Regions from separate parts of the Mus musculus genome. Here region 2 is linked to region 1. The links are chromatin loops, found by intact Hi-C in ENCODE. Cell type or tissue: left cerebral cortex. All regions are shown on one strand. Links, peaks and the distances in the headings refer to the core of each region. The heading gives the core; the rest is flanking DNA.

Region 1 (15,836 bases), core at 2,785-10,784:
AAAGAAATCTAGAATAGATTGACTGGGCTCAGCAGGGCAGACGAGGTCATTCTGCTCAGCTATGGGGAAGGTGGGTAGGACAGATTCAGGAGTTTCAGACTCTCCTGTGAGCTCTCTGCCTACTCCTCTTGCAGGAGCTTCAGACATTCCCATGGGCTCTCTGCCTACTCCTCTTGTAGACACAGTTTTATTCCTTCTCCTTCACTTTCATTTGCCCCTCTTTGTTCCTTTCAGAGATTTTTTTTATAATCTGGATCACATTGGAACATCATTAATTCAATGATTTTAAGGAGATTGCCTAGATTTTCTTGAGACCAGTAGTAGAGAAAACAAGCATTTCCTCTAAAAAGATTTAGCAGTCTTGTGGGCTGTTGTACTTTTTTCTATGTAGCCATTAGTTCCAGATGCCTCCAGGAAGGAGCTACCATCCAACCAGACTAATTTATTAATTAATTAGATAGTCAGATGATTAAATATTGATGACTAAATGCATTAGCATTTTTATTGAATTCATTGCTTTTTATTTTTATTCTGTTTCCTGTATGTCTCTGATGAGCTATTCCCCAACAATGCTGTCCTTAGAAACTTCCTTCTGTGGCTGACATGGGACAACACTCATAACACTGTCCCTGCTGGGTTGCACTCTGGCTGTTCCTCCCCTGTGCATCAGAATGCTTGGAATGACTGATGTCATCTTTCTTGTACACAGGATATTTTGCCCCAGTTGTTATGGTAAGGCTGCAAAGTTGCAAAGTAAAGTGTGCTGGCATTGTGAAGAGCACACAGCCAAAGGGTCAAAGTTCAGGAGCATTCTTTTTCTCTAATTCAACAACAGATGCTCCAATCTGAATTATCCATCAATAAGGAACCTGTGAAAGACAAAAATTGAGGCTGACTTCTGCCCCATGAAGCTCTTTTACATTTGTCAAAGAACTGTCCAAACAAGCTAGTACTCAAACTCTAAGCAGTGTTCAGTGGAACATAAATTTAGAACAAGGGAGAAGTTTAACACTGTCATGGCCAAGGAAAGAAAAGATTAATATGAAGTTGTGGAGCACACACTAGATAACTAGATGGTAAAATTGCTATTAGGAGGCTATCTTGTATCCCAGGTCACTCAAAGACAAGTATGCTCAGGAGAGCACACAGGCTGCAGAAACAACATAGCTTCTCAGACAGGGTTCCATTTGGGCCTTCATAGTCAGCCAGGAGGCAGAGCTGAGCTCCAGACCTCTGTGCACCTTCCCTGTAAGAGGACTTGCCTGCACAGAGTACTCTGAGCACTGAGACTCAGGACAGAGTTGGACTCCCAGGAGTGCTGAGAGAGGCTAACAGAATCAGAGGAGGAACAAGCTCCAGCCAGAGATAGCTATAAAATCTAACTCCAGATATTACCAGATGGTGAAAGGCAAACATAAGAATCTTACTATAACACCAAAACCACTCAGCATCATCAGAACCCAGCACTCCCACCACAGGAAGTCCTAGATACCCCAACACACCCAAAAAGCAAGATTCAGATTTAAAATCATATCTCATGATGCTGGTAGAGGATTTTAAGAAGGAGATTAATAACTCCCTTAAGGAAATACAGGAGAACATGATGCAACAGGTAGAAGACCTTAAAGAGGAAGCACAGAAATCTCTTAAAGAATTACAGGAGAACACTGCTAAACAAGTAGACACTCTTAAAGAAGAAACACAAAAATCCCTTAAAGAATTACAGGAAAACATAACCAAACAGGTAATGGAATTGAACAAAACCATGGAAGACCTAAAAAAGGGAGGAAGTAGAAACAATAAAGAAAACCCAAAGGGAGACAACTCTGGAGATAGAACCCCTTGAAAAGAAATCAGGAACCATAGATGCTAGCATCAGCAACAGAATACAAGAAATGGAAGAGAGAATCTCAGGTGCAGAAGATTCCATAGAGAACAGGGACACACAATCAAAAACATGCAAAATGCACAAAGATCCTAACTCAAAACATCCAGGAAATCCAGGACACAATAAGAAGACCAAACCTGCAGATAATAGGAGTAAATGGGAATGAAGATTTTTCAACATAAAGGGCCAGTAAATATCTTCAACAAAATTATAGAAGAAAACTTCCCTAACCTAAAGAAAGAGATACCCATGAACATACAAGAAGCCTACATAATTCCAAATAGACTAAACCAGTAAAGAAATTCCTCCCAACACATAATAATCAGAACAAAAAAAATGCAGTGAATAAAGATAGAATATTAAAAGCAGTAAGAGAAAAAGGTCAAGTAATTTATAAAGGCAGACCTATTAGAATTACACCAGACTTCTCACCAGAGATTATGAAAGCCAGAGATCTTGGACAGATGTTATACAGACCCTAAGAGAAAACAAATGCCGGCCCAGGCTACTATACCCAGCAAAACTCTCAATTACCATAGATGAAGAAACCAAAGTATTCTATGACAAAACCAAATTCACACAATATCTTTCTATGAATCCAGCCCTTCAAAGGATAATAAAGGGAAAACACCAACACAAGGACAGAAATTATGCCATAGAAAAAGCAAGAAAGTAATCCTCAACAAGCCTAAAAGAAGACAGCCTCAAGAACAGAATCCGAATGCTGATGACAAAAATAAAAGGAAGCAACATTTAATTTTTTAATACCTCTTAATATCAATGGACTCAATTCCCCAATAAAAGACAGAGACTAACAGACTGGCTACACAAATAGAACCCAACATTTTGCTGCTTACTGGAAACCCATCTCAGGGGAAAAGACAAAGACTACCTCAGAGTAAAAGGCTGGAAAACAATTTTCCAAGCAAATGGTATGAAGAAACAAGTTGAAGTAGCCATTCTAATATCGAATAAAATCGACTTCTAACCCAAAGTTATCAAAAAAGACAAGGGAGGGCACATCATACACATCAAATGTTAAATCTTCCAAGATGAACTCTAAATTCTATATCTATGCTCCAAATGCAAGGGCAGCCACATTCATTAAGGAAACTTTAGTAAAGCTCGAGGCACACATTATGCCTCAAACAATAAGAGTGGGAGACTTCAATACCCCACTCTCATCAATGGACAGACCCTGGAAACAGAAAGGAAACAGAGACACATTGAAACTAACAGAAGTTATAAAAGATGGATTTAACAGATATATACAGAACATTTTATCCTAAAACAAAAGGGTATACCTTCTTCTCAGCATCTAATGGTACCTTCACCAAAATTGACCATATAATTGGTCACAAAACAGGACTCAACAGATACAAAAATATTGAAATTAACCCATTCATCATATCAGATCACCATGGACTAAGGCTGATCTTCAATAACAACATAAATAATACAAAGCCAACATTCACGTGGAAGCTGAACAGCACTACTCAATGATACCTTGGAAAAGGAAGAAATAAAGAAAGAAATTAAAGACTTTTTAGAGTTTAATGAAAATGAAGCCACAACATATCCAAACATATGGGACAAAATGAAAGAATTCCTAAGAGAAAAACTCATAGCTCTGAGGGCCTCCAAAAAGAAACTAGAGAGATCATACACTGTCAGCTTGACAGCACATATAAAAGCTCTAGAACAAATCGAAGAAAATACACCCAAGAGGAGTAGATGACAAGAAGTAATCAGACTCAGGGCTGAAATCAACAAGGTGGAAATAAAAAGAAATATACAAAGAATCAACCAAACCTGGAGATGGTTCTTTGAGAAAATTAACAAGATAGATAAACCCTTTGCCAGACTAACTAGAGGGCACAAGGACAGTATCCTAATTTTAAAAATCAGAAATGAAAAGAGAGTCATAACAACAGATCATTAGGAAATAAAAATCATCATCATATCCTACTACAAAAGGATATTCAACAAATATTCAACAAAACTGGAAAACCTAGATGAAATGCACAAATTTCTAAACAGATACCAGGTACCAAAGTTAAATCAGGATCAGATTAACTATCTAAACAGTCCTAAGAAATAGAAACAGTCACTAATAGTCTCCCAACCAAAAAAAGCCCAGGACCAGATGAGTTTAGTGCAGAGTTCTATCAGACCTTCAAAAAGATTTAATTCCAGTTCTTCTCAAACTATTCCACAAAATAGAAACAAAGGTACTCTACCCAATTCATTCTATGAAGCCACAATTACTATGATACCTAAACCACAAAAAACCCAACAAAGAAAGAGAACTTCAGACCAATTTCCCTTATGAATATCAATGCAAAAAATACTCAATAAAATTCTCACTAACCGAATCCAAGAACACAACAAAACGATCATCCATTGTGATCAAGTAGACTTCATTCCAGGGATCCAGGGATCCAGGGATCCAGGGATGGTTCAATATATGGAAATCCATCATCAGGGTTCACTATATAAACAAACTCAAAGACAAAAATCACATGATCATCTCGTTAGATGCTGAGAAAGCATTTGACAAAATCCAACACCCATTCGCGATAAAAGTCTTGGAAACATCAGGAATTCCTAAACAGAACAGCAATGGCTTGTGCTGTAATATCAAAAATCTACAAATGGGACCTCATAAAATTGCAAAGCTTCTGTAAGGCAAAAGACACTGTCAATAAGACAAAAAGGCCACCAACAGATTGGGAAAGGATCTTTACCAATCCTAAATCAGATAGGGGACTAATATCCAAAATATATAAAGAAATCAAGAAGGTAGACTCCAGAAAATCAAATAACCCCATTAAAAAATGGGGCTCAGAGCTAAACAAAGAATCCTCAACTGAAGAATAGTGAATGGCTGAGAAGCACCTGAAAAAATGTTCAACATCCCTAACATCATGGAAATGCAAATCAAACCAACCCTGAGATTCCAACTCACACCAGTCAGAATGGCTAAGATCAAAAATCCAGGTAACAACAGATGCTGACGAGGATGTGGAGAAAGAGGAACATTCCTCCATAGTTAGTGGGATTGCAAACTGGTACAACCACTCTGGAAATCAGGCTGTCAGTTCCTCAGAAAATTGGACATAATACTACCAGAAGATCCAGCAATACCTCCCCTAGGCATATATGCCCAGAAGATGTTCCAACTGGTAATAAGGACAAATGCTTTACTATGTTCATAGCAGCCTTACTTATAATATCCAGAAGTTAGAAAGAACCCCGATGTCCCTTAGCAGAGGTATGGATATAGAAAATGTGGTACATTTACACAATTGAGTACTACTCAGCTATTAAAAACAATGAATTTATGAAATTCTTAGGCAAATGGATATATCTGGAGGATATCATTCTGAGTGAGGTAACCCAATCACAAAGAACTCATATGATATGCACTCACTGATAAGCGGATATTAACCCAGAAACTTAGACTACCCAAGATACATTTTGCAAAACACATGAAACTCAAGAAGGAAGACCAAAGTGTGGATACGTCCTTCCTTCTTAGAATGGGGAACAAAATACCCATGGAAGAAGTTACAGAGACAAAGTTCACAGCTGGAACAGAAGAAAGGACCATCCAGAGACTACCCCACCCAGGGATCTATCCCATATACAACCACCAAACCCAGACACTATTGCATATGCCAGCAAGATTTTGCTGACAGGACCCTGATATAGCTATCTCTTGTGAGACCATGCCAGTGCTTGGCAACTACAGAAGTGGATGCTCACAGTCATCTATTGAATGGAACACAGGCCCCTAATGAAGGAGCTAGAGAAAGGACCCAAGGAGCTAAAGGGGTCTGCAACCCTATAGGAGAATCAACAATATGAGCTAACCAGTACCCCCCAGAACTGTGTATCTACTTGTATATGTAGCAGAGGATGGCCTAGTCGGCCATCAATGGGAGAAGAGGCCCTTGGTCTTGCAAAGATCGTGTGCTCCAGTACAGGGGAATGCCAGGGTCAGGAAGCAGGAGTGCGTGGGTTGGGGAGCAGGGTGGTACAGGGGGAGGGTATAGAGGACTTTCAGGATAGCATTTGAAATGTAAATGAAGAAAATATCTAATTAAAAAAACGAAGAAATGTAAATAAAAAAATTGATACTAGGAGGCTCCACTTGACTTTCCCCCAAGAAATCAAATAGCTGAGATGTAGAGCTTTCTTAAACAATTGAATATATCCCAGGATGGAATGGTATTAGTTGAGTCTCATGAGATTACCAATGTTAAACATAGTCAGAAGCATGGGAAAGAGGTTCTAAAAGGAGTGTGTGTAGAATAAAGCCCCAGCTTTCGGAACATGTGCCATTTGCTTTTTATGAAGAAAAGAATCCATACAACACACAGAAGAGTTAACTCCTCATTCACACATATTTACCGGATGTCTGTAAGACCCATGAGAAAGCCCAGGCCTGCTACTATTGAATGAATTCCTGCATCACTGAGAAATCTGGGAAGACTCAGACAAGTCTCTCTCCAACCTTAACTACTCCAACTAGACCAATTTTTATTCCATAGTCATGGCAAGCTCTCTGAATGACAAGGGCCCAGTTCCATTAAAATTCACAGCCATTCTATATCCCCCATCAATATTACCCAGGGTTTAGGAGCTAAAGACCACATCAGATGCTTGACACCAGTGGTCTGAGCTCTCAATAAAGTTCCAAAGTTCATATCTTGCCCAGGGTTTTGAAATGTCACTCTATGGAACATCTCTCAGACCCAGTTTCCTCATAGTAGAAATAGGTTTAACTGAGTGCAGCCTTAATATACGTAAGGACTAAGTAAGCCACCAATGATAGGTAAGATTTTAAATAGCTGATCATACTTTTAAGGTACAAAGTCCTAGAATTCAATGGTACACATATCTAAACTATATTTGATATTTCTGTGTGTGTGTGTGTGTATGTATACACACTACATATATAACCATGTTCTCATATCCTATCAAAAAATGCATGAGAGTATGTTCCCAAGACATGGATAGTGTGCACATGAATGTATCTCCATCCTAAGGCTTTTTGTATTAGCAATAAAAGTAGAAATTTAAATTATAAGATTGGTAAAAATTAATAAGACCATTAATATTTTGACCTTCTTTCTACTAAATAAAAACTTGAGGGTTCCCTTAAATCTTATTTTCTGTAATAATTATAGATGCAGTCAAGAACATGCATTCTGAGCAGGTTGCTAGGTGACACTCAGGCTGCCTTTCTTGGGAACAAAATGTGGAGGAGTGCTGCTAAAGAGTTCCTTCTTGCAGACGTCATGGGTTACATCTTCTAGATCTTTGGCTTACATAACACAGATATCGTTAAAATGGATGGCACTACAAAAGACTTACAGTGGCCATAGTATGCTGGAAAGGAGGCTGTACAAACGCTTGTTCTGATGTTGGAAAGGAGGCTATACAAGGGCTAATTCTGCTCATCCCATTCTTTTTCACTTGGTGGCTTCTTTCAGGAATCCTTTAATCCATGTGGGCCTTTGAGCTAGATTTTTAGCAGAATTCAACCACTACTGTCATTGGTGAGACTTCCTGCAGGAACAGGATTGTGCCTGCAGCAAGCACTCAAAGAGTCAGAAAATAAACAAGCTGCATATAACTTTGAAATGTAGAAACCAAAGAACAGCAAAGGCAGTCACAGTGCTTATGAATATTAAAAAACCTGTAACTCTGACTGTTAGCAAAGGTTAGTGCTTTTCCTTATGGGCTGAAAATTCTCAGAACATTTCATTTCTTTCCCTCTTCTTGAGTTTACATACTTAAGTGGTTCCTCAACTTATGCATTCGTCAAGGCCACCTGGAGGACTGGTCAAGTGCGGCTTATTGCTTTTCCCTCTTAGGATTTCCAGTGTGGTCCATCTGACATAGGGCTCAAGAACATGTTTTCACAGCAAGTTATGTTCCATCCCAGCATTCTCTCATGTCCGACCCCCGCTCCCCCATTCACTGCTCTTCCATTCCTGGAGTGGAAGCAGAAATGGCCAAGAGAACAGAGGAAGCCTGGGGTAGGCTCTTGGTGACTTCAGCTGACAATCTGCCCTAGCTAGTAAATCCCTGTCCTCGTCAGGTTGCCAGGGTTAATTCATTGCTTTCTTTTTCCTTTCCTTTGCATGAAGCCATAAAGAGCTGTCCTGCCTGATTGAGCAAGGCTTCATTGTCAGCACTGTCTGGGGACCACTAGGAAAACAGATGCATGAGTTGACAGTGTAGTCAGGAATCCAGTGTAAGGTATTGTCACTTGACTTGCAAAATGCTGAGATCAGTTTCTGTTCAGCATCCTACCTACAGAGTTATATCCATGACGTAACTACACTTGGCCCATGTAAGACAGGTAGGTTGGCAGGTGACAGGCTTGGCTTTGAAGCCCTAAATTAGAACATATTTTCCCTCCTGTCTGAGTTCCAGTAATTTATGCCCTTGCATGACGTACTTTCAAATCAAAAGCCTCAAAAAATTTACAAAGGGAAGACATAATCTAGACCAAGACTTTAAAAGAAAAAATTAGATGTATTTACATCTGCAATTGAAAGTTCAAATTATTGTTAACTAATACTGACTTTCTGCTTCTGCTATTTTATTGTTCTTTGTATCACGTGCCACGGGTCAACAAAAATGGGGCAGGCTATGTCTCAAGACTAGCAAGGGGAAAGGAGTTTTGACATTGGTGGAGAAGGGGTTGTTATGAGGTTTGTAGTGAGCAGACAACTCTGCTTAACCCCCTACCTTAGGCCAAATCTTATTACCCACCCTGATGCTGACAGGTGGTTTGTGAATGAGAATGTGGCTTCGTATTGACAATTTTCTCCAGTCACATGGAGAACTTGTAGAAGACTCTTTCTCATTGGGTGTGTAATCCCAAGAACAGTGTCTGGCACTTAGATAGCTCTGTGTTGGGTAGATGACTAGAAAAACATCATATTAGAGAATAGTCATGAGACAGACAACTCCCGGGTCAGCGGCCATGCTGCAGGGTTGCAGCCTTGCAGGGTTGGCTTCTCTCCCACAGAACAGAGTGGCCTATGTCCTCTCCTCATGTGCATGGTGTATACCCTCTGCCAGTTCCCATGGTGTCACTGTTCTGAAATATCAGTGGGCATCAATCATAGGTTTCTGTTGAGCCTCAAGACCTTTTATTTGGTCAGTTAGGCTTTGTGCTCTTGTTCCTAAATGCCTTGGTGGGAGAAACATGAGCTTGGCTTCATCAAATGCCTCCATTTTAAGTAAAAAGCACCCACCCAAACCCCTTTCTCAATCTTTCTCAATCTATACTTTTTACGTCTGTTTCTTCTCTCCATGTTCCCTTTGAAAACAGGGTCTTGCAGGTTAGGTATCTTGCCTGTGACCATCCTACTGTTGATTTGCTCTTTTGCTTGGTTATCAACTGAGAAAAAAATATTCAATTTCTCTAATGAAATTTCTTTGCCAGCATCTGCTTTGGTGGTGGGACACAATGGTCTCCATGTATGAACCGTACATGTCCAGCCTGATCCTCATCAGTCAGCCTAACTCCACAATGTGTGGACATCATTTACTCCTCAGAGTGGGATGGTCACGCTGCCAGTCTTAAAGGCTTATGGGTTTTCAAATGAGGCTGAGAAATGGCCTTAAGTAGTCATTTATTTCCATATTCTACCACTTGCTACTGTTCATCTTGCCAACCCTTTATCTCGTGAGTCTGTCTTCAGCACTGCTTCTCTGGTTTCTGGAGTTAACCTGCTCCTGTTTGTAAACACTTTCTCATTTTGTTTGTCTTCTCCTGTCTTTCCTTCTACTTCCAGTTCAGCAACTAATAATCACTGTGCTCGTCATTTTCAAGTCTGACCTGTATAATATAAGCAGAACAAATATTTCAGGTACTTCTGGGCATTCTAATTCACAGTCCCCCAGCCATACTTTTCTGCATCCAGTTCAGGATCACATAACCTCAGGGAATACTTTCCACTTCCTTACCAGTATCACGAAAAGAATGTCAGATTGGTTTGTACTCTCAAGTTATTGGTGTGCACTTGACTTCTCTAAGGATGTTTTCCCTCTCTATGATTGAAACGATCCTAATTGTTCCCTTATTATATATTAAGTAGAATATAGAAGTACAAAGAGATAGGAATGGATCAATTTGCATTCTTCTACATGATAACTGCCAGTTGTGCCAGCACCATTTGTTGAAAATGCTGTCTTTTTTCCACTGGATGGTTTTTGTTCCCTTGTCAAAGATCAAGTGAACATAGATGTGTGGGTTCATTTCTGGGTCTTCAATTCTATTCCATTGGTCTACTTGTCTTTCACTATACCAGTACCATGAGTTTTTATCACAATTGTTCTTTAGTACAACATTAGGTCTGGCATGGTGATTCCACCAGAGGTTCTTTTATCCTTGAGAAGAGTTTTTGTTATCCTAGATTTTTTGTTATTCTAGATGAATCTGCCAATTGCCCTTTCTAATTCGTTGAAGAATTTAGTTGGAATTTTGATGGGGATTGCATTGAATCTGTAGATTGCTTTTGGCAAGATAGCCATTTTTACTATATTGATCCTGCTAATCCATGAGCATGAGAGATCTTTCCATCTTCTGAGATCTTCTTTAATTTCTTTCATCAGAAACTTGAAGTTCTTATCATAGAGATGTTTCACTTCCTTAGTTAGAGTCATGCCAAGGTATTTTATATTATTTGTGACTATTGAGAAGGGTGTTTGCATTGGCTACTTTTGTGTCAACTTGACACAGCTGGAGTTATCACAGAGAAAGGAGCTTCAGTTGAGGCAATGCCTCCATGAGATACAACTGTAAGGCATTTTCTCAATTAGTGATCAAGGGGGTAAGGCCCCTTGTAGGTAGGACCATTTCTGGGCTGGTAGTCTTGGATTCTATAAGAGAGCAGGCTGAGCAAGCCAGGGGAAGCAAGCCAGTAAAGAACATCCCTCCGTGGTCTCTGTTCAGCTCCTGCTTCCTGACCTGCTTGAGTTCCAGTCCTGACTTCCTTTGGTGATGAACAACAGCATGAATTTATAAGCTGAATAAACCCCTTTCCTCCCCAACTTGTTTCTTTGTCATGTTTGTGCAGGAATAGAAACCCTAACTAAGACAGTGTTGTTTCCCTACTTTCTTTCTCAGCCTGTTTATCCTTTGTGTACAGAAAGGCCATTGACTTGTTTGAGTTAATTTTATATCCAGCTACTTCATTGAAGCTGTTTATCAGGCTTAGGAGTTCTCTGGTGGAATTTTTAGGGTCACTTATATATACTATCATATCATCTGCAAAAAGTGATATTTTGACTTCATCTTTTCCAATTTGTATCCCCTTGATCTCCTTTTGTTGTTGAATTGCTCTGGCTAGGACTTCAAGTACAATGTTGAATAGGTAGGGAGAAAGTGGGCAGCATTATCTAGTCCCTGACTTTAGTGGGATTGCTTCCAGCTTCTCACCATTTACTTTGATGTTGGCTACTGGTTTGCTGTAGATTGCTTTTATCATGTTTAGGCATGGGCCTTGAATTCCTGATCTTTCCAAGACTTTTATCATGAATGGGTGTTGGATTTTGTCAAATGCTTTCTCAGCATCTAATGAGATGATCATGTGGTTTTTGTCTTTGAGTTTGTTTATATACTGGATTATATTGATGGATTTCCATATATTGAACCATCCCTGCATCCCTGGGATGAAATCTATTTGGTCAGGATTGATGATTGTTTTGATGTGTTCTTGGATTCGGTTAGCAAGAGCTTTATTGAGGATTTTTGAATTGATATTCATAAGGGAAATTGGTCTGAAGTTCTAAGGAACTCCGCATAAAACCAGAGACACTGAAACTTATAGAGGAGAAAGTAGGGAAAAGCCTCAACGATATGAATAGAGGGGAAAAATTCCTGAATAGAACAGCAATGGCTTGTGCTGTAAGATAGAGAATCGACAAGTGGGACCTCATAAAATTGCAAAGATTCTGCAAGGCAAAAGACACCGCCAATAAGACAAAAAGGCCACCAACAGATTGGGAAAGGATCTTTACCTATCCTAAATCAGATAGGGGATTAATATACAATATATATAAAGAACTCAAGAAGGTGGACTCCAGAAAATCAAATAACCCCATTAAAAATGGGGCTCAGAGCTAAACAAAGAATTCTCATCTGAGGAATACCGAATGGCTGAGAAGCACTGGTGGAACAACAATATGAACTAACCAGTACCCCGGAGCTCTTGACTCTAGCTGCATATGTATCAAAAGATGGCGTAGTTGGCCATCACTGGAAAGAGAGGCCCATTGGACTTGCAAACTTTATATGCCCCAGTACAGGGGAACGCCAGGGCCAAAAAGTGGGAGTGGGTGGGAGGGGGGTTGAGGGGGAGGGTATGGGGGACTTTTGGGATAGCATTGGAAATGTAAATGAGGAAAATACCTACTTAAAAAATGTTCAACATCCTTAATCATCAGGGAAATGCAAATCAAAACAACCCTGAGATTCCACCTCACACCAGTCAGAATGGCTAAGATCAAAAATTCAAGTGACAGCAGATGCTGGTGAAGATGTGGAGAAAGAGGAACACTCCTCCATTGTTGGTGGGATTGCAAGCTTGTATAATCACTCTGGAAATCAGTCTGGCGGTTCCTCAGAAAATTGGACATAGTACTATGGGAGGATCCCGCAATACCTCTCCTGGGCATATATCCAGAAGATGTTCCAACTGGTAATAAGGACACATGCTCCACTATGTTCATAGCAGCTTTATTTATAATAGCCAGAAGCTGGAAAGAACCCAGATGCCCCTCAACAGAGGAATGGATACAGAAAATGTGGTACATTTACACAATGGTGTACTACTCAGCTATTAAAAAGAATGAATTTATGAAATTCCTAGCCAAATGGATGGACCTGGAGGGCATCATCCTGAGTGAGGTAACCCAATCACAAAAGAACTCACAATATGTACTCACTGATAAGTGGATATTAGCCCAGAAACTTAGGATACCCAAGATATAAGATACAATTTGCTAAATGCATGAAACTCATGAAGAATGAAGACCAAAGTGTGGACACTTTGCCCCTTCTTAGAACTGGGAACAAAACACCCATGGAAGCAGTTACAGTGACAAAGTTTGGAGCTGTGACAAAAGGATGGACCATCTAGAGACTGCCATATCTGGGGATCCATCCCATAATAAGCTTCCAAATGCTGACACCATTGCACACACTAGCAAGATTTTGCTGAAAGGACCCAGATATAGCTCTCTCTTGTGAGACTATGCTGGGATAACACAGAAGTGGATGCTCACACTCAGCTATTGGATGGATCACAGGGCCCCCAATGGAGGAGCTAGAGAAAGTAACCAAGGAGCTAAAGGGATCTGCAACCCTATAGGTGGACCAACAATATAAACTACCGAGTACCCCCCAGAGCTCGTGTCTCTAGCTGCATATGTATCAGAAGATGGCGTAGTCGGCCATCAGTGGAAAGAGAGGCCCATTGGTCGTGCAAACTTTATCTGCCTCAGTACAGGGCAATGCCAGGGCCAAGAAGTGGGAGTGGGTGGGGGAGCAGGTGGGGGACTTTTGGGATAGTATTGGAAATGTAAATGAAATAAATACCTTATAAAAAATTAAAAAAAAATAGAAGTAAAGTGAGGTTTCCCAAGCTGCCTTTTAGAGACAGCCTCAACACACAGCAGACTTTGGTTTACATTGTAGACCTTCAATAAGGCAGTATGTGTACTTTAGTTTGGCCATTTCATTCACCTCCTTTGTTGTTGGGCAAGGATAAGATGACATGAAAAGGCAGCCAACCTGGCTTACATATGATGCAATACCTTGCTAACAGACCTGCTGATTTGCAGACCCCTACACCATGAGGTTTGCCACATAGCAATAGTCTTGGAGAAAACTTGCTTAAATCAACTAATGAATAAATTGTGAATGGTTGAAAAAGTGATGGAGCTCAAGAGTGAACGCCCACTTTAATGTTCTTCTAAAACTGGGTAAAATCAATTGAGGATGCCTGTAAACGTCCATTTTCTTCCTGTCTTGTTCCTGTTTTCACTAGAAACCACTTCTCTTTATTTCTGAACCATAGCTCCAAGTTCAAAATTTCCCAGGATGGGGAGTCCACTGCCCTTAGGATGGGTGCTTCATCCACCAACCTGGGAAGATTCAGTAATAATTTCAAACACCAAATCATTGCAGCCAAAATTCACATTATCGGCTGCCTCTCTGGTAGCTCTTAACATGGAAGGACTTGACAATTAAATATTTCCATTTTTTTTAAACCTCAAAACATCCTTCTTTGGCCAGATAATTGTGATAAGGGCAGAAAGCCTTGGGCATTGTGGTATTAAACTATGTCTTTGGGACATTCTGTCCTAAATGTGAGGAATTGAAAATTCTGTGAATTCCATAAAATTAAATATAGTATATTGCAATTGTATGTCCACTGACTTTGGTGGCTCAAAGCCATCATCAGATTCATAGAGAAACCTTGTGCTTCCATCTGCCCACCAAAAAGGAATATTTGGTTCAATAGTTATAGTTCATAAGAAGAGCATAATTTCTGTGATAAATACATTTACAGCAACCTAAGCCTAACCTGAAGGCTGACTAGCTGCAAACTTGGCAGCATTCATGTGTCATGTGACTCATGGGACTTACTCATGCGTTTGCAGTCAATAATCAGAAAAATCCCATTAAGTTTTGCATGCTACTGATAAGAACTGGGAGACTCCTGGAGGAGACCGTGGTCTTTGTGGATGCCAAGCCAGGTCATGCTCATAGGAGCCTGATGACATACATAGCTTTCCTCTGGGCAGTCTCCCCTGGGAGTCTGTCCTCTTTTTTTTTTTTTTTTTTTTTTTTGCATATTTTTTGTTAAATATTTTCTTCATTTACATTTCAAATGTTACCTCAAAAGTCCCCTATACCCTCCCTCCACCCTGCTCCCCTACCCACTCACTCCCACTTCTTGGCACTGGCGTTCCCCTGTACTGGGGCATATAAAGTTTGCTAGACCAAGGGGCCTCTCTTCCTAATGATGGCCAACTAGGCCATCTTCTGCTACATATACATCTAGAGACATGAGCTCTGGGGGTACTAATTAGTTCATATTGTTGTTCCACTTATAGGGTTGCAGACCCCATCAGCTCTTGGGTACTTTCTCAAGCTCCTATATTGGGGGCCCTGTGTTCCATCCTATAGATGACTGTGAGCATCCACTTCTGTATTTGCCCAGCACTAGCGAAGCCTCACAGGAGACGGCTCTATCACGGTCCTTTCAGCAAAATCTTGCTGGCTTATACAATAGTGTGTGCGTTTGGTGGCTGATTATGGGATGGACCCCCGGGCAGAGCACTCCCTGGATGGTCCATCCTTTCGTCTTAGCTCCAAACATTGTCTCTGCAACTCCTTCCATGGATATTTTATTCTGTATTCTAGGGAGGAATGAAGTATCCACGTGCTGGTCTTCCTTCTTGATTTTTTTTTTTTTGTGTGTGTGTTTTGGAAGTTGTATCTTGGTTATTCTAGGTTTCTGGGCTAATATCTACTTATCAATGAGTACATATCAAGTGATTTCTTTTATGATTGGGTTACCTCGCTCAAGATGATATCCTCCAGATATATCCATTTGCCCAAGAATTTCATAAATTCATGGTTTTTAATAGCTGAGTAGTCCTCCATTGTGTAAATGTACCACATTTTCTGTATCCATTCCTCTGTTGAGGGACATCTGGGTTCTTTCCAGCTTCTGGCTATTATAAATACGGCTGCTATGAACATAGTAGAGCATGTGTCCTTATTACCAATTGGAACATCTTCTGGGTATATACCCAGGAAAGGTATTGCTGGATCTAGCAGTAGTACTATGTCAACTTTTCTGAGGAACCACCAGACTGATTTCCAGAGTGGTTGTACCAGCTTGCA
Region 2 (15,836 bases), core at 4,533-12,532, 67 kb before region 1:
TTGAAAGCTAAAAAGCAAGCTACTCAATTATAGAAACTGTGCAAAATCCACACGAATTCCACTGTGAGTCAGAATGGAAATGAGTCTCTACAACAGGTACTTCTTCAGAGCTCAGAGAATTGTGATTCTCAGGGAACACACTGGAAAGTGCACGGGCCTTAGCAGCCTCTTGGGGGTCTGGAGTGAGATGGTCAAGCTCAGGGACACTAAATTTATGCAAGTCAAAGACTGCCAGTCTCCTGCCTTTTTCATGGCATTCTTGTCCTCGTGTTTTCATTACTGCGCACCCCCCACACACTTTCATACTCTGGGACCTTACATCCCCAGTTCCAGCAGGGCTGAAAAGTGGAACCTGTAACAAATGATAAGATTATGAGGACAAATCCTCTCAATGGATCAGTATCATTATCACCAGTGCATTGTATAAAAGGCAGCCCAGCCCCTCCTGTCTATCCTGCATACATGCCTTCTTTCCAACTTCTACACTCTAAGGCATGGAAAAGAGAGGAGACTCTCACCAGATACAACCTCTTACAACTGCCAAGGTGCTCACCATGCGTGGCCTTTTCTAGGTTAACCTTTGTTAGCCATGTAATAGACAGTGGTCATTAGTGGTTGGGTTATTGTTTTAACTACTTAGCAAAGTAGAAATTGACCATCTTATGGGGTCCTTCTATTTTTTTATTTTTATCATCATTATTAATTTATCACATTTGGTTATTTATTGAAGGAGGGAGGTACATGCATGCTCTAGTGAGTGTATGGAGGTCAGAGGATAACTTAGAGGAGTCGGTTCTCTCCTTCTAGGATGTGGAGTGGTATGGGTACATGGCCCTGTGAGCAGATGAACAAAGAAGTGTGCTGACAGGCTAGTCAGACACAGGCAGACTTGGGAGCTCTGAGGACCTGTAAATCAGGGGAGAGTCAGAAGCCCACGGCTCTTTTTCTTGTACTTATTCTTAGTTTGGTGCTTGCCTTTGTCAATTCCTCCAAGCTTCACAAAATAGCAGCAGAACTCTTAAAAAGTGGGACTGCCCTGGGGAGATATGCTCATACCAATCATGGTCTCTTCGGCTCATGTGGCATCCACAGCAACACTGAGTATATATGCAGAGGTCTGTTGCCTCCAGATCCCTTCCATGGCAATCTCACAGGTCCCCCAAAATGACATTGAGGTCAGAGATCCCACCCCCTATGATTTGGACTTGCCAAGTCATTAAACCAATAATGAAATGTGGGCCTGCTGCTTCAATTTCCTTCTGTGGGCTATATAACAATGAAGTGCAGGCTACCTCCAGCTCCTTGTGACACTCTTGTCCTGTATGCAGATTCTCTGCAGCACAGTCCTGGATCTTGAGCACAGTGGGAGCTCAGTGTTATCAATGTGGCATTTGCCAAGTTGAAGAATTCAGATGTGTGTGTCTAGGAAAAGATGCTCTTGATTGAGAGAAGCGCTGAAGGAGCCACTGGCTTATACACAATCATGTTGGCAGCCAGTACGGTAGGTCAGTTCTGTCTGCATGAGGAGGATGAGGAGGGTAAGACAATATGAGAGAGTTGTGGTACAGACTGACCCAAGAGAGAGCTCTTTCCTCACTGCCAGGTGGTTCAGAGATAAGACCTCTGCAACAAAAGTTATAACAAGATAAGCACATGCAGATCATTTAGAATGAGATTTATGGACGTGGGTTTCTTCTAAAGGATATGAAGAGAGGAAGAAACTCGAGTGCAACTTTTTCTTTTCTTTTTTTCTTTTTCTTTTTTTTCTTTTTTTTTTTTTTTGCTAAGTCTGAGGAAGAAATGGAGAGTTGGGACATTGGGGGATAATCTAATGGCAGTAGGCCAGGGCAGCTGAGCAAGGCCTGTTTGTGTAGACTCTCATAGTCTCTCTATCGTTGGAGGAAAGATGCTCCTTTCCTCCTGGTACAATCAGGAAACTCTTTTTTTTTTTTTTTAGAATTAATTTTTTTAATTAGGTATTTTCCTCATTTACATTTCCAATGCTATCCAAAAAGTCCCCAATACACTCCCCCGCCCAATCCCCTACCCACCCACTCCCACTTTTTGGCCCTGGCGTTCCCCTGTACTGGGGCATATAAAGTTTGCAAGTCCAATGGGCCTCTCTTTCCAGTGAAAGATACATATGCAGCTAGATTCAAGAGCTATGGGGTACTGGTTAGTTCATAATGTTGTTCCACCTATAGGGTTGCAGATCCCTTTAGCTCCTGGGGTACTTTCTCTAGCTCCTCCAGTGGGGGCCCTGTAATCCATCCAATAGCTGACTGTGAGCATCCACTTCTGTGTTTGCTAGGCCTCGGCATTGTCTCACAAGAGACAGCTATATCTGGGTCCTTTCAGCAAAATCTTGCTAGTGTATGCAATGGTGTCAGCGTTTGGAAGCTGATTATGGGATGGATCCCTGGATATGGCAGTCTTTAGATGGTCCATCCTTTCTTCACAGCTCCAAACTTTATCTCTGTAAATCTTTCCATGGGTGTTTTGTTCCCAATTCTAAGAAGGGGCACATTGTCCACACTTTGGTCTTCCTTCTTCTTGAGTTTCATGCGTTTAAGAAATTGTATCTTATATCTTGGGTATCCTAAGTTTTTGGGCTAATATCCACTTATCAGTGAGTACATATTGTGTGAGTTCCTTTGTGATTGTGTTACCTCACTCAGGTTGATGCCCTCCAGGTCCATCCATTTGCCTAGGAATTTCATAAATTCATTCCTTTTAATAGCTGAGTAATACTCCATTTTGTAAATGTACCACATTTTCTGTATCCATTCCTCTGTTGAGGGGCATCTGGGTTCTTTCCAGCTTCTGGCTACTATAAATAAGGCTGCTATGAACATAGTGGAGCATGTGTCCTTCTTACCGGTTGGAACATCTTCTGGATATATGCCCAGGAGAGGTATTGCTGGATCTTCTGGTAGTATTATGTACAATTTTCTGAGGAACCGCCAAACTGATTTCCAGAGTGGTTGTACAAGCCTGCAATCCCACCAACAATGGAGGAGTGTTCCTCTTTCTCCACATCCTCGCCAGCATCTGCTGTCACCTGAATTTTTGATCTTAGCCATTCTGACTGGTGTGAGGTGGAATCTCAGGGTTGTTTTGGTTTGCATTTCCCTGATGATTAAGGATGTTGAACATTTTTTCAGGTGCTTCTCTGCCATTCAGTATTCCTCAGGTGAGAATTCTTTGTTTAGCTCTGAGCCCCATTTTTTAATGGAGTTATTTGATTTTCTGGAGTCCACCTTCTTGAGTTCTTTATATATATATTGGATATTAGTCCCCTATCTGATTTAGGATAGGTAAAGATCCTTTCCCAATCTGTTGGTGGTCTTTTTGTCTTATTGACGGTATCTTTTGCCTTGCAGAAGCTTAATGAATGGCTGGGATCTGCTTCAGGGGAGAAGGCCTAAGGGAAGGTAGACTAAATTCTATAAAGTCATAAGTTATTCAAGTTGGGGTTCAGGTACTTCAACTTTTGTGCAGTTTACAGCGTTTATTTTTTACTTTAAGTTTCCATTTGATTACTGGAAGTTAGCGATTAATCTTAGTCACCTGGAAAATAGTCCCTTTTATAACATGTGCAAAGTCACAGTGCTGGTGGTTGGGGTGTTCCTGTAATCTACCTCACCCTAAGACTCAGTGTGTGCATGTGTGAATGTATTTGTGTGTTTTTGTGTGTGCTTGTATGTGTATGTGTTTGTATGTGTGTGTTTATGTGTTGTGTGTGTGAATGTATATATGAATGTGTGGGTGTGTTTGTGTGAATGTGTGTGAGAATGTATGTGTGTGTGTGTGAGTATATGTTTGGGGTGTGTGTGTGTGTGTGTGTGTGTGTGTGTGTGTGTTAATAGCAAATAGCAAGTTCACAAAGGGAAGGAAGATTCACCAAATTTGTTTACTCTTAAATATACATTTTCCTAAGAGTCAGCAAAAGCCAGCCCATTGTGCCAATGAAACTGAGTTTGCATTTATAGCACAAGTGAGAAAAATGAATTTCAGCTCATGCATGTCTTTAGAGAGACTATAAATCCACCCTCTTGACTAAAGACTGCTGACTTCCACTGTGGTGGCATGTGACGATGTCTGTTGCACTGGAAAGTTAAGAGTAATCTGGGGATGGAGTGAGTGGGGAGATTTAGTCTCAGAGAACCATCTCCTGATGGAAATCCTGTGGATCCCTGGCTTATGGTGGGTTAATGATTAGATAGTCCTTATGTATAGTTCACGTGAAGGCCACTAGCTATGACTTCACTTTGGCTGGGGTTTCCCTGTAATTCATTTAGCAAATTAAAGAGATTACTCTGATTGGTACCATTATCTCCTATTCTCTTGCGAGTGAACCACTTAACCTGTGCTTAATTGAAGGAGATAGAGAGGGTACAGTAACAAATACAATCAAAAGGAAGGGGCAATAGGATCCATGGGCCAAACAAATGATCAGTGCTGAGCTAACAATAGCAGATTAGAGGTGAGATCAATTAATTAGAAGCTGTTGTAGGCTTGAGTGGTTGCCAAGGTTTCTAATAGCCAAGCCTTAGTGCCAGAGCTGTTTAGAGGGATTTTAATGGCTGGGAGTTGATGCAGTTATTTCAATAATTACTTACTTTTATAATTACTTCATTAGAATACTAAATGTGTTACTTCAACAAGGAAGATCTTTATCTCCCACACTTTTAGCTGTATTGGAATCCACATCCTCCCACAAAACTCTCTCCTGTTTGGCTGTGCCCATTTGCTGTTGATAACCATGTGTTAAGTACCTTTTCTGAAAGGTTCTAGGTCTTTACAACACCAAATTTGAAGGGGAACTCGCTCTGGCGTAGGTATAAACACCAAAGAGAATTTCAATGCATTTCTACAAGGTTGGGGGCAAATTTTTTGCATCGGACCCAGTTTAGGAGGGGAAGAGAGATCCTTCTAGTTGTTTAAAATAGAAAGAGATTGGAGGCAGAGAATTTGGTATCCGGTCTAGCATTTAGTGCTGGGCTCTTTCCTGCTCTTTGCATTCCTCAGCCTCTCCACCAGGGAACTTGTTCCTGGGACTGATCTCTGTATGCAGTATCTTCCCTTAGGCTCTGTGAGCAACCTCCTCTTCCTTCAGACTCTTCTACTCACTTCCTTATTTATAATTAAGACTCTCATTTCCACCCTTGTCTGATTGGTTGGCTATGGTACTAAAGGTCCAACCCAAGGCCTCTCAAAGGCTGAGAAAGCTATGTGGCACACTCTCAGCGCTGCAGCCAATGCTGAACTGTACCCTAAGTGCTGCGCCCCTGCTCAGCTTCACCCTCAGTGCTGTGCCCCTGATGAGCTGCACCCTGAGTGCTGCACCCTCAGCACTGCACCCGTGCTGAGCTGCAACCCCAGTGCTGCACCTTCAGTGTTGCACCCGTGCTGAGCTGCACCCTCGGTGCTGCACCCGTGCTGAGCTGCACCCTCGGCGCTGCACCCGTGCTGAGCTGTGCCTGTGCTGAGTGGTTCCCTCAGAGCTGAATCCGTGCTCAACTCCACACTGAGTCACTCTAGCACTTTTACTACTGCCTATATTTTTGCTTTTCCCTTTCTGGTAGCACCTTAGTTTTAAAATAAAAAAATATTTACTTAATACGAGTCTTGTTTTATTCCCTCACACTGTAACAAGAGAGCTCTGCTTTTGGGTCTGGCTTTCTCCCCTCATGAATCCCAAAAGCCTAAGCAAATGCCTGGAGCATAAATGGCTCTTGGCAAGCATTCACACTCTGAAGTCAGAGCTGAGGAAATGTGGGTGAGCCGAGAAAGTGTATGCTTCTGGACCAGGGGTTGGATGACACCCCGTGCTGAGAACTGCTTGGTGGTATCCTCACAGAACCAGGTTTATAGTGCAGCTACACAGGCCTGTGGGGGTTTCTTCATCAGCCAGGAGGACTTCCTTTTGATTCCCACCTCCCCAACCAGGGAGGACAAGGTGGCAGACTGCAGTGTTTACATTTTCAACTTCTCTAAGGTGTGTGAGGCAGAGGTAGGGGTTGGGGAAGTCCATCTAGCCAAAGGGTTAGAATGACCCAAAGGATGGTGTCACTCCATTTTCAAGTGAACGACCTGCCACTCACATAGTCACTGCAGTAACTTTAGGCTTCCTATGTAATTCACCTAGCCATGCTTCCTGCTTGCTTCATTCAGTGTCATCTCTGAGGCCTGACAGTAGAGCAGCGCTGTAGAAACAGCCTCCAGGAAGGCTCGCTTCTGTGAGTAACAGAGTAGTGGCCTCAGCTCTCCGGAACATCTGGACTTGAGAAAACCAGTCAGAGCTCTGAGGGCAGCAGCTCAGCATGGCCATCACGCCCAAGCTATGAAGGTCAAAGAATAGGAACTAATTTCCTTCAATATTTTGGATCTGACCGCAAGTAGAAGTTCTTTGGGTTTTTTTGTTGTTGTTGTTGTTGTGGTTTTTTTTTTTTTTTTTTGGTCTTCCATGTCAACCTGACAGGAGGCCACCCAATTGCCAGCATTAACATGTATTGTCTGACACTTTAGAGGTACCCACTGGAGTCTGTGGCTATCTATTTAGTCTAATATGGTTTAGAATCCATTTGATTTCTCTGAGTCAAACCTACTGTCTTCCTGATACACATTATTAAGAAACAGAAGTTCTAAGTTATGGATTACTATTCAGTAAGAGCCAAGTGTGTGGCTGTGGCCTTGGACTGGGTTATTCTACCATCAGATCAACACAGACATGTCTAGCTCAGTTTGTAAATGGCATATGGGACCCAACAAGACCAGAGACCTGGCCCATAGGTTGTGGTGGGGAAAGTAAGGTGGCTCTCAGTGACTTTACTTCCTGGTAACTATCAGAGTAGGTAGACTTCTCTCAGCCTGCCTTTCTTTCAGCTCGCTGATAGAGATGACAGAATCCGAATCCTAGAAGGGATCCCAGAAGATTGTAACTTTGTCTCCTCCACATTCCCTATCTCACCACATGTGCTTTAATGAATAAACTCCACTTTCCATACTGGAGATGCCCACGTGATAATTGAATGACCATAGACCACACCCACTGAGGAACTAAGCATTGAGTCTAACATGAGAATCCCAGTATCTACTACTAACTACTTTACTATCTACTATAAACTTTTCAATAGGCCTTCTGAAGAACACAGCTGGGTCAGCAACCTGCTTCCAGAGGGCCATCCAAGTCATATCTAGATGCTTGGAGACTTAAGAGTAGATGGTGTTTTAGGCCACTACACTTTGAGTGTACATGAATGGGTAACTTATCTAGGCAGTGCTCTAAAACATAAGTTCCCAGGCACCTATAAGTCCATGTATACAAAAAAAGAGAAGACGTCCTCAGGAGGCTTGGTAGAACTACTCAAATGCACACTCAGGAAGTTCCAGGAGCACAGGCCAAACTCATATTTGACAAATAAATATATACACTGGTATATATGTATATAGTATGTAGATGTATTTGACTAGTAGATGTATACACTGATATGTATGTGTATAGTATCCATGAATATTTGACTAGAAGATATATTCACTAGTGGTCCCTAGAGTAGCTGTATGAGACAGGTGCCCAGAGTTCACTCTCCTTCACTTCATTCACACCATCCCTTTGGTTTTCTGCTGCATCAAGGAACCTGTACTGGCTAGTTTTGTGTCAACTTGACACAGGCTGGAGTTATCACAGAGAAAGGGGCTTCAGTTGGGGAAATGCCTCCACGAGATCCAGCTGTAAGGCAGTTTCTCAATTAGCAATCAAGGGGGGAGGTCCCCTTGTGGGTGGTGCCATCTCTGGTCTGGTAGTCTTGGGTTTATAAGAGAGCAGGCTGAGCAAGCCAGGGAGGCAAGCCAGTAAAGAACATCCCTCCATGGCCTCTACATCAGCTCCTGCTTCCTGACCTGCATGAGTTCCAGTCCCAACTTCCTTTAGTGATGAACAGCGATATGGAAGTGTAAGATGAATAAACCCTTTCCTCCCCAACTTTCTTCTTGGTCATGATGTTTGTGCAGAAATAGAAACCCTGACTAAGACAGGGTTTCTTTTGGATAGCTGGCAACATTGTCCGTCAGTGTTCACAGCCAAGTGTGAGTAGTCATCCTGAAGTGAGCCTTCTTAAAGTGATGGTTTGGCAGGAGAGCTTGCCTTGTGCTGGGGATGGGCTCTGGCAAACTCTGCTAAGGAGGTGTGAATTGGCAAGGCTGGGTTAGCAGAGTGATGTGGGAAGAAAAAAAACTTGGTCAACTTCCAGGTCCTCTACAGGGAAGACCCACTGCTTGCTTGCTTGCACTAGCCAGAAATGTGAACAGAAATGTACATAGGGACAGGATGTGAGAGTTAGTAGGATCTGTGGCCATTGGATGTCACTCAAGGGGAGTAATTGAAATGATATACTTTGCTACATTGTCAAGGATCAGGTGGGCTGGGCTAGAGAGGGTAGCAATTAAGGGTGTCTGTCAGGTGACATGTCAGGCTAGATAAGAGATTAGAGTCAAGGTAACCATCCCCTCTCACAGATGAGGCCCCCTGGCTTAGAGAGGTGAGCCAGCTTGGATGACAGAGCCAAAGGAAGGAGCCAGATTCCAGAAGCTAAGCTTCACATTCAACAGCTGACATGAGCTTGGAAAACTTACCAAAACACACCAAACCTTCAAAGTCAGGACTCAAAATCTCACTAATCCCTACCCTGGAAATCTCCACCCTAGAAAACTCATTTCCCCCCTCCCCCCTCCCCCACCCCCACCCCCACCCCCCACTAAAAACAAGAAGAAGAAAAAAAAAAGCAAAACAACCTACCTCAGCCTGTCTCCTTGCTCAATTCCTGCTGCTTCTCCCTGAGCAGAGGCAGCTACCCTCTTCTCTCCCAATAGTTTGCTGTACAGTGTGACTTTGTGGTATTCTTGGCTCCTGGCTGCCAGGATACCTTTTACTTCAGAGCTATGACTCCCACTGGGGAAACCTTCCCCCTCAAAGCTGCAACACCTCCCTCAGGGAAGCCTTTCCTCTCAGAGCTGTAACCCTTAAAACAAGTGTGACCACCAACACACAGACAAATATACTCGCACATGTACACACATGCACAATAACACAGATGCATATGCATGCACACACACATGCTCTTTCTCTTCTCTTCTCTTCTCTTCTCTTCTCTTCTCTTCTCTTCTCTTCTCTTCTCTCTCTCTCTCTCTGAAAGCTTTTTTTTAACTCAGATGCATTTTCTACCATCTCCATAGTTTCTCTTTTCTATCTCTGTTTTAGTCTGAGTCATTGGTTAACTACCCATAACTACCCAGCCCTGTTAACCATAAATCTTAATCTCTTTCTCCATTCTTCTATTACTAAGTTTATTTTTGATTGCTACATTAACATATAAAATGTGTACATATTTGTAGAGTTTTCTATGATCTTTTAATATTTATGCATGCTGTTCATATTGTGTAGTGTTCAGGTTCAAGTGTACCATTCCCAACTACTCCCTCAAATTTTTTGTTGGTTCATTGTGTTATAAGCATTTGAAAATCCTGTCTTCTAGCTTTCTAAAATACAGAACGTGATTATATATAGTCACCCTCTCCTCCAGTATGAAACTCTCTTTCAAACTCTCTCTATTCTGTTCTAAAAGCATATCTTAAGTGCTTAGACAAGAACCTCAGGATTACAAAAATTAATTTAGCATGCATTAAAAAGTGAGTGTGGGAAGAAGAAAGTTCTCACATTTTAACAAAAATGATAAATTTTTAAATATAAAATTCTCACTTAACAGAAGTGATGTCTCTTGTGTCCATGTTGATAAAAGGAGCAAGTTCAATATATAAGCACATTTCAAATCTAGCACAAAATTGTCACAGAAATTCAAGCCACAAGTACTACAGAGCAAGCTAAGGGACATATGCCATTGAGTGGTGTCTTAGTCAGGGTTTCTATTTCTGCACAAACATCATGACCAAGAAGCAAGTTGGGGAGGAAAGGGTTTATTCGGCTTACATTTCCATACTGCTGTTGATCACCAAAGGATGCAGGACTGGAACTCAAGCAGGTCAGAAAGCAGGAGCTGATGCAGAGGCCATGGAGGGATGTTCTTTACTGGCTTGCTTCCCTTGCCTTGCTCAGCCTGCTTTCTTATAGAACCCAAGACTAACAGCCCAGAGTTGGTGCCACCCACAAGGGGCCTTTCCCCCTTGATCATTAATTGAGAAAATGCCTTACAGCTGGATCTCATGGAGGCATTTCCCCAAATGAAGCCCCTTTCTCTGTGATAACTCCAGCTGTGTCAAGTTGACACAAAACTAGCCAGTACAAGTGGTAAATTTTGCTTGATCCAACTCTTTGTCACAAAATGTCCCTATGATTTTGCTGTCCATCAAAGTCAAGACACAGCCACATTACCCCTATTGAGCCTAGGGTGGGAGTCAGGCTAGTCTGTGAGGGATGTATCTATTCGTGCCATGATTGTCTGGGGTTTCTCCAATGGAGATGCTTCCTGACCCTCAGCTAAGCTCCCTACAGTAGAAATGATGAAGAACCAAAGTTGTCTTCAAATAGAATCCATCACCCAGCAACATTTACCTCTCATGTGCCCAATATTGAGACTTCTGCTCTCAGGCTTGATACAAAAATAGGAGACATGCTCTTTACCCTTCCTTCCTTTTTCTTTAGCCTCCCCACTGTGTCTCAATTGTGGCCCATCCATTTCTGATAGGAGGACAAGACTCCTCTGTTGCTTAACTCCTGGAATAATCGTCCCCAAAGTCAAGGACAGAAGTCCACTTCTCTTCCACCACTGAAGCCATACAGCCACAGTGACAGTGCACCCAGCCCCAGTGAGCAGCAGAAGGGCCCTTTGGGGTGTGCTGTGTCTGGGATAAAGCTATCTTCAGAACCAATGTTCAAATATTCCACCAGCTCCACTAGGTTTCTCAGTGTGTCTGACTGCATATTCTCAGTGAAGACTTCTGACTTGGAAACTGTGAGACAAAATATGTGTATGGAACAAACTAAAAATAGTAGCAGACACTTGTCAAATGTTTGGGAAAGCTGGCTATGTTAATGCCCAGCTCGCCAACAGAATTGTTCCATGTACTTGCTTTGCCTGCTCATTGCAGTCACAACATGACATGTCTGAAAAGGATGCACAGCCCTAAACCAAGTCACTGGCCCTCTTTTCACTTGTTATTCTGAGAACAGTCTAAGTCACCCTGGCTGGTCTTGAAATCACTCTGCAGCCCAGGCTAAATGTGCTAGCTGATAGTTTTATTTTGTACTTGTTTACATTATTCGACAAGCCCCGGGTGTAAGGAGATTTGGGTCAGCAGCAAGGCATGCTCTCCTTTATTAAGTAAGCCTCATCCAAAGAGGGCTCTGCCCTCCTATCTCGCATCTGCTCAGAGTCATTTCACTGGACTTCATTAAGCCTGAGCAATTGTACTTTCCCCTCACCCCTTTCTTCCATGGACTTATTTAGCTTTACAACTCAAAAGATAATTGCTCTATTAACAAATGTTTATAGCATAATAAAGGAGTGGGAGGAAGCAGGGAATTGTTTTCCTCTCTGGGACATTCCTTTCTGCTTCCTGGAAGCACTGCAGAGGCATGACCTGAGCCGTAAATAATATTTTGGAAATAAACCAAAAGATTCATGTTTTAGCGACTCATCAACATTTCTTCCACAAGAGACCAAGAGACCCAAAGGCCCTATGAAGAAGGGAATCTCGGGAATTCCTGGAGGCTGAAAGGATGTCACCACTATTCTTAGCTGGGGGAGAAAGCACTGGCCTCCCTGGAAGGTTGGGGTGATTCTTCAGCTACACTATAGCCTACAGAAAACCTCCCACCTACTCGTGAGTTTAAATACAGGAGAACTTTTTAGAGAATGCTCTCTAATTCTTCAGGCTGATGAAATATGGTGCTATTCAAAGAAAGCCCTGCTTTAAGGGTGAGTTTTAATTTATCTTTTACCTAAGAATGTAACTGCTTTTAAGATAGAGGGATGAAGAAGTAATGAGATCAAAAGGGATCATTAGGGTAGGTCCCAACCCACTATAGTAGCTGTATTAAAAACTGAGATGAGTGCAGGCCTACACAGGAGTGAGACTATGTGCAAACACCCTAAAGATAACCTATAGTTCCAGGGGGAGGGGGCAGCCTTAAAAGAAACAACCTTGTTAACACATTGATGGTGCACATGGAGAACCATGGGAGTCCCCAGACTGTAAAGCATTGTTGGATAGCCATACTACACTAAATAGCACACTGTATTCCAGACACAAGTCACATGCCCTCAGCACTGAGAAGATTCACTTCCTGTTCAGATATAGTCATATCTGTGGGGTCATATATCCCCTTGGTGGCCTTTCCTCTCTCTAGGACATGGTCCCTTTAGCATTGGAGAGTGTGAACGGCTGTCTGTCCATCTGCTCAGTTCTCTGTTCCCTCGTCCTCACTGCCTTATTCTGCCCACATCACTCGCCACAACTCAGTGGCAATGCTTTCCTTTTGAATTACATATGAAATTATGCCATCTCAACCCCTTCCCCACCTCTGACCCCCACATTTCTTACAGCTCATTTCCACAGCCCTGTGTTGATGGCTGGGGTCTCACTGCTCTACTGTGAATCACCCACATCACCCTTAAGCAAATGTCCCTTCTGAATCTCTGTTTTCCCTCCTGAAACATGAGTAAAACTGCCCCTCTAATCCCTCCAGCATGATTATGCAAAGACCCTAATCTACCTGCCCAATAACGTGGCTTGAGTACACACAGATGTATGCAGAGCTGCCTCTGTTCACACTCTGAAAGCCTAGCTCAGCCCTAATACACAGCAGAGCATACTCTGTAAAGTGCCTTGAGCAACAGCCTGCTCTTGTACCAGCACAGCACCTATGGCTGAAGACAGAGCTCTGTATTTGTATTTTTAAGTGCGCCAATATGCTTGACCTGCTCTTGAATATCTCGTCTTAACCTCAGAGAGCTAAGTGGAAATTCGAGAACCAGATGCTAGTTTGCTTGACACACACAGCTTGTTTGCACCGTCCTCCAGCCTGTTCTGCAGTTTGGAAAATAACTACAGAAGCCTCTGAGGTTGTTAGAAGGGAGCTTCACCTGCCAGTCTGGGCTGCACGATCGCTATAGCAACAGAACATAAATCAAGGAAATGGCCCCTTTTGTAAGTTGGTTAATAGGCACAACATGCTTCTTTAGAAAAGCCCACCATTCTTTCAGTAGAGTGTGATGGAAAGTCAGCCTTCTCTTCAGACACATTCTCATTCACATCTAGTAGCAGCTTGTATGGCCATCCGCAGGCTAATTTATTACCCTTTAAAGATCCGGGGAGAGAAAGCGGCTCTCAGAACAATGTTTACATTCAGAGGCACAAGCAGAGAACGACAAAAGAGTGTCCTTTTGTCCCAAACTTGGAATATTAATCTTTAACCAGGGACTTTAACTCCCCCCCCCCTCTTGCAGGGCTTCCCTCATTCCCACTCCTCAAAATTTTGCCAGTTTGATTTGAGATTGTTTCAAACATGTGGGAAGAGAAGAGGGAGGCTCCTTCCTAGTATCTCTCCAAACCCTGATAGAGATGAATCGTTTCTCTCACCACCCCCAAGCTTGGAGGATGCTCTGCTTTGAGACAGCTGATAGGAGTTGGTTCTCGTTCCCCAGTGGGAGAATCTGACTAATTAACAAGAATCCCAGCGTGCTCTTCACTGAAATGCTGGGAGGCAAGGGTCACCTAATGGTGAGCTGGCCCTTATCCCACCAAACCCCTACCCTGAGTGACACCCCTACAAGCCTTCAAGCACAAAGGGAAGATGGGGCACACTCAGCACTTCTTCCAAGTGGATGGAGTCCACCACTAAGTAAATGGTGAGCATTCCTCAAGTAGGGAACCAGATCTGTGTCCTGCCTTGAAGGTAGAGAAGGAAAACAAGCAGAAGCAAAAGAAACGAAAGCTTTGTAGTTTTTCTTTCTTTCTTTTTCAGAAGGAGATTGTGAGATGAAAAAGTACTTGTGAATTGAGAGTAAACATGCACTGCTCCTTGGAGCCATCTTTCTCAGATGGAAGCCTGGAGTAAGATTTAGATTAATGCCTTCCCCTTTGCCTTCTTAACTCCTCAAAACCCCAGTCTTCAGAAGCCAGTCCCTTCAGAAGCTGCCTTCTCTTTGATATGGACACCTGCCTCCACCAGCAAAGAAACACTGGAGAGACCTCAGTTGCTTTTAAGTTTGCTGTACCTGAGATCTCCCTTTCAGCCCACGCTACTGTCCTAGGACAAAGAATGACACGTGGCCTGTTCAAGAAGGGTCACTTAGCCCTCAGCTAGAATTCACAGAAAACACCTCTGGGGTCTGAAAGTTTCCCCAAATGTAACATAGACCAAGAATAGTGTGTCAGAGGGCCCCCAAGAGCCATGAGGATAAGGATAGTGGTGGTGATGATTGGTGGTGATGATGAAGATAGAAACTTAGTAAGAGAGACTTCCCAACACTGTCCTTTACCACCGATAAAGATCTCATGGAGATAAAAGATTGGCTCTCTCAGTTATTCAAAGTGACAGCTGGTTGGCCCTCTATGGTAATTCCCAGCACAATCCTGTATTTATTTGCTAACGTCATTACTAAAATATAGGCAAAGTGCCAAACAGACTCAGCCCAGCTCCTTGCTAGCTCAGCCAGGACTCACCTCTGTATGCTGTGTTCCTGAATGTGAGTGAGGTCATAGTGGCAGCACTCTTGCAAAGCCATCTAGAGAAGTTAGAGTTGTGTAACAGGCAATTCAGAGCAGTGTGAGCACTTCCAGGATCCTGGTAATGTTTGCAACAGTTTTCCTATATGGCTGATATTGTGGTACTATCAATATGGTTGACTATGGGAAGAATGCCTCTTATCCAACATACAACAGAACATTTTTAACATTCAAGTAACATTATGTAGAACCCTGAGCAAAGAGAGAATTGCCCAAAGCTAGAGCTACTCTATCAAAAACCCCACAGGCAGAGAAGAGCTGTCTAGTAGAGATGCTAGTCTTTTGGCCTAGAGCCCGTGGGCTAGAGATCTGGGAGCTCCATTGCATCTCAGCCAGGTGGGCAGAGATTTCTCAGGTTAAGCACTTTTGCTAAAGAACTGTTTTCTCCCATTATCATCCCTAGTCTCAACAGACAGCTGATGTAGTTGCATCTCACATTCTCTAAGGCTATCCACCTTCCTCTGAGTACGGTTTGTTCTGTGGGATTTCTTTATTCAGCAAGGCTCATGTTTTTAGCTCCTATATAAAACAGGGAAGGTGAGCAGAGAATGGGTCCCAAAGAAACCTCATCCTTGCTTCCAGAAAGAATTTCTCTGAAAGCCCTCTGAACAGACTAGAGCTTAACCAACTTATTAAGTGGAAATAAAAACAAAAGGTTGAAGGAAAAGTCAAGAATAAAACAATCTGATTGTGTTGGTTCGTAGAAATGAAAGTGCTACTGAAGAGCAAAAGCAAAGGTGATGACTGACTGACAACTGGTGTGGATCCCAGAAGCACACAGGGTCTTTTTCTCCCAGAAGAGCAGCCCATGTTCCACACTGCTGTTTTGCTCTGTGTGTGCACATGTGTGTGTGTGCACATGTGAGTGTGTGTGTGTGTGTGTGTGTGTGTGTGTGTGTGTGTGTGTGTGAGTGTATGTTCTTGTCTCATTTTATAACTGTGGCTGAACACTGTGTTGCAGAGGGCTGTCTGTGGCCAGTTAGCTTCATGTTAGTCTGGGCCCATTATGAAGCTGAGCATCATAGTAGAAATATGTGTAGATGGTACAGTGTTCACCTAATGTTGGACAGGAAGCAGATTACAGGGTGAAA

What was found. Peaks named below come from ENCODE experiments on the same cell type or tissue, not always from the same donor. Only the 100,000 strongest peaks of a DNase experiment are listed, where the experiment ranks them.
Region 2: a loop joins it to region 1, with 9 times the contacts of the local background. A loop is called at or near these places in 3 of 42 quality-filtered maps.

Annotation. Positions count from the first base shown.
Region 1 is chr14:16,662,096-16,677,931 of GRCm38, reverse strand. It overlaps a transcript of Rarb not described here. Among named protein-coding and RNA genes, the nearest start is that of Rarb, 95 kb to the right of the region's middle. In left cerebral cortex, for the core only: no CTCF peak of the experiment used is centred there; a DNase peak (open chromatin) is centred at 7,180; H3K27ac peaks cover 1,296 bases.
Region 2 is chr14:16,731,090-16,746,925 of GRCm38, reverse strand. It overlaps a transcript of Rarb not described here. Among named protein-coding and RNA genes, the nearest start is that of Rarb, 160 kb to the right of the region's middle. In left cerebral cortex, for the core only: a CTCF peak has its summit at 5,040; DNase peaks (open chromatin) are centred at 6,180, 8,173, 8,936, 10,974 and 1 more place; H3K27ac peaks cover 979 bases.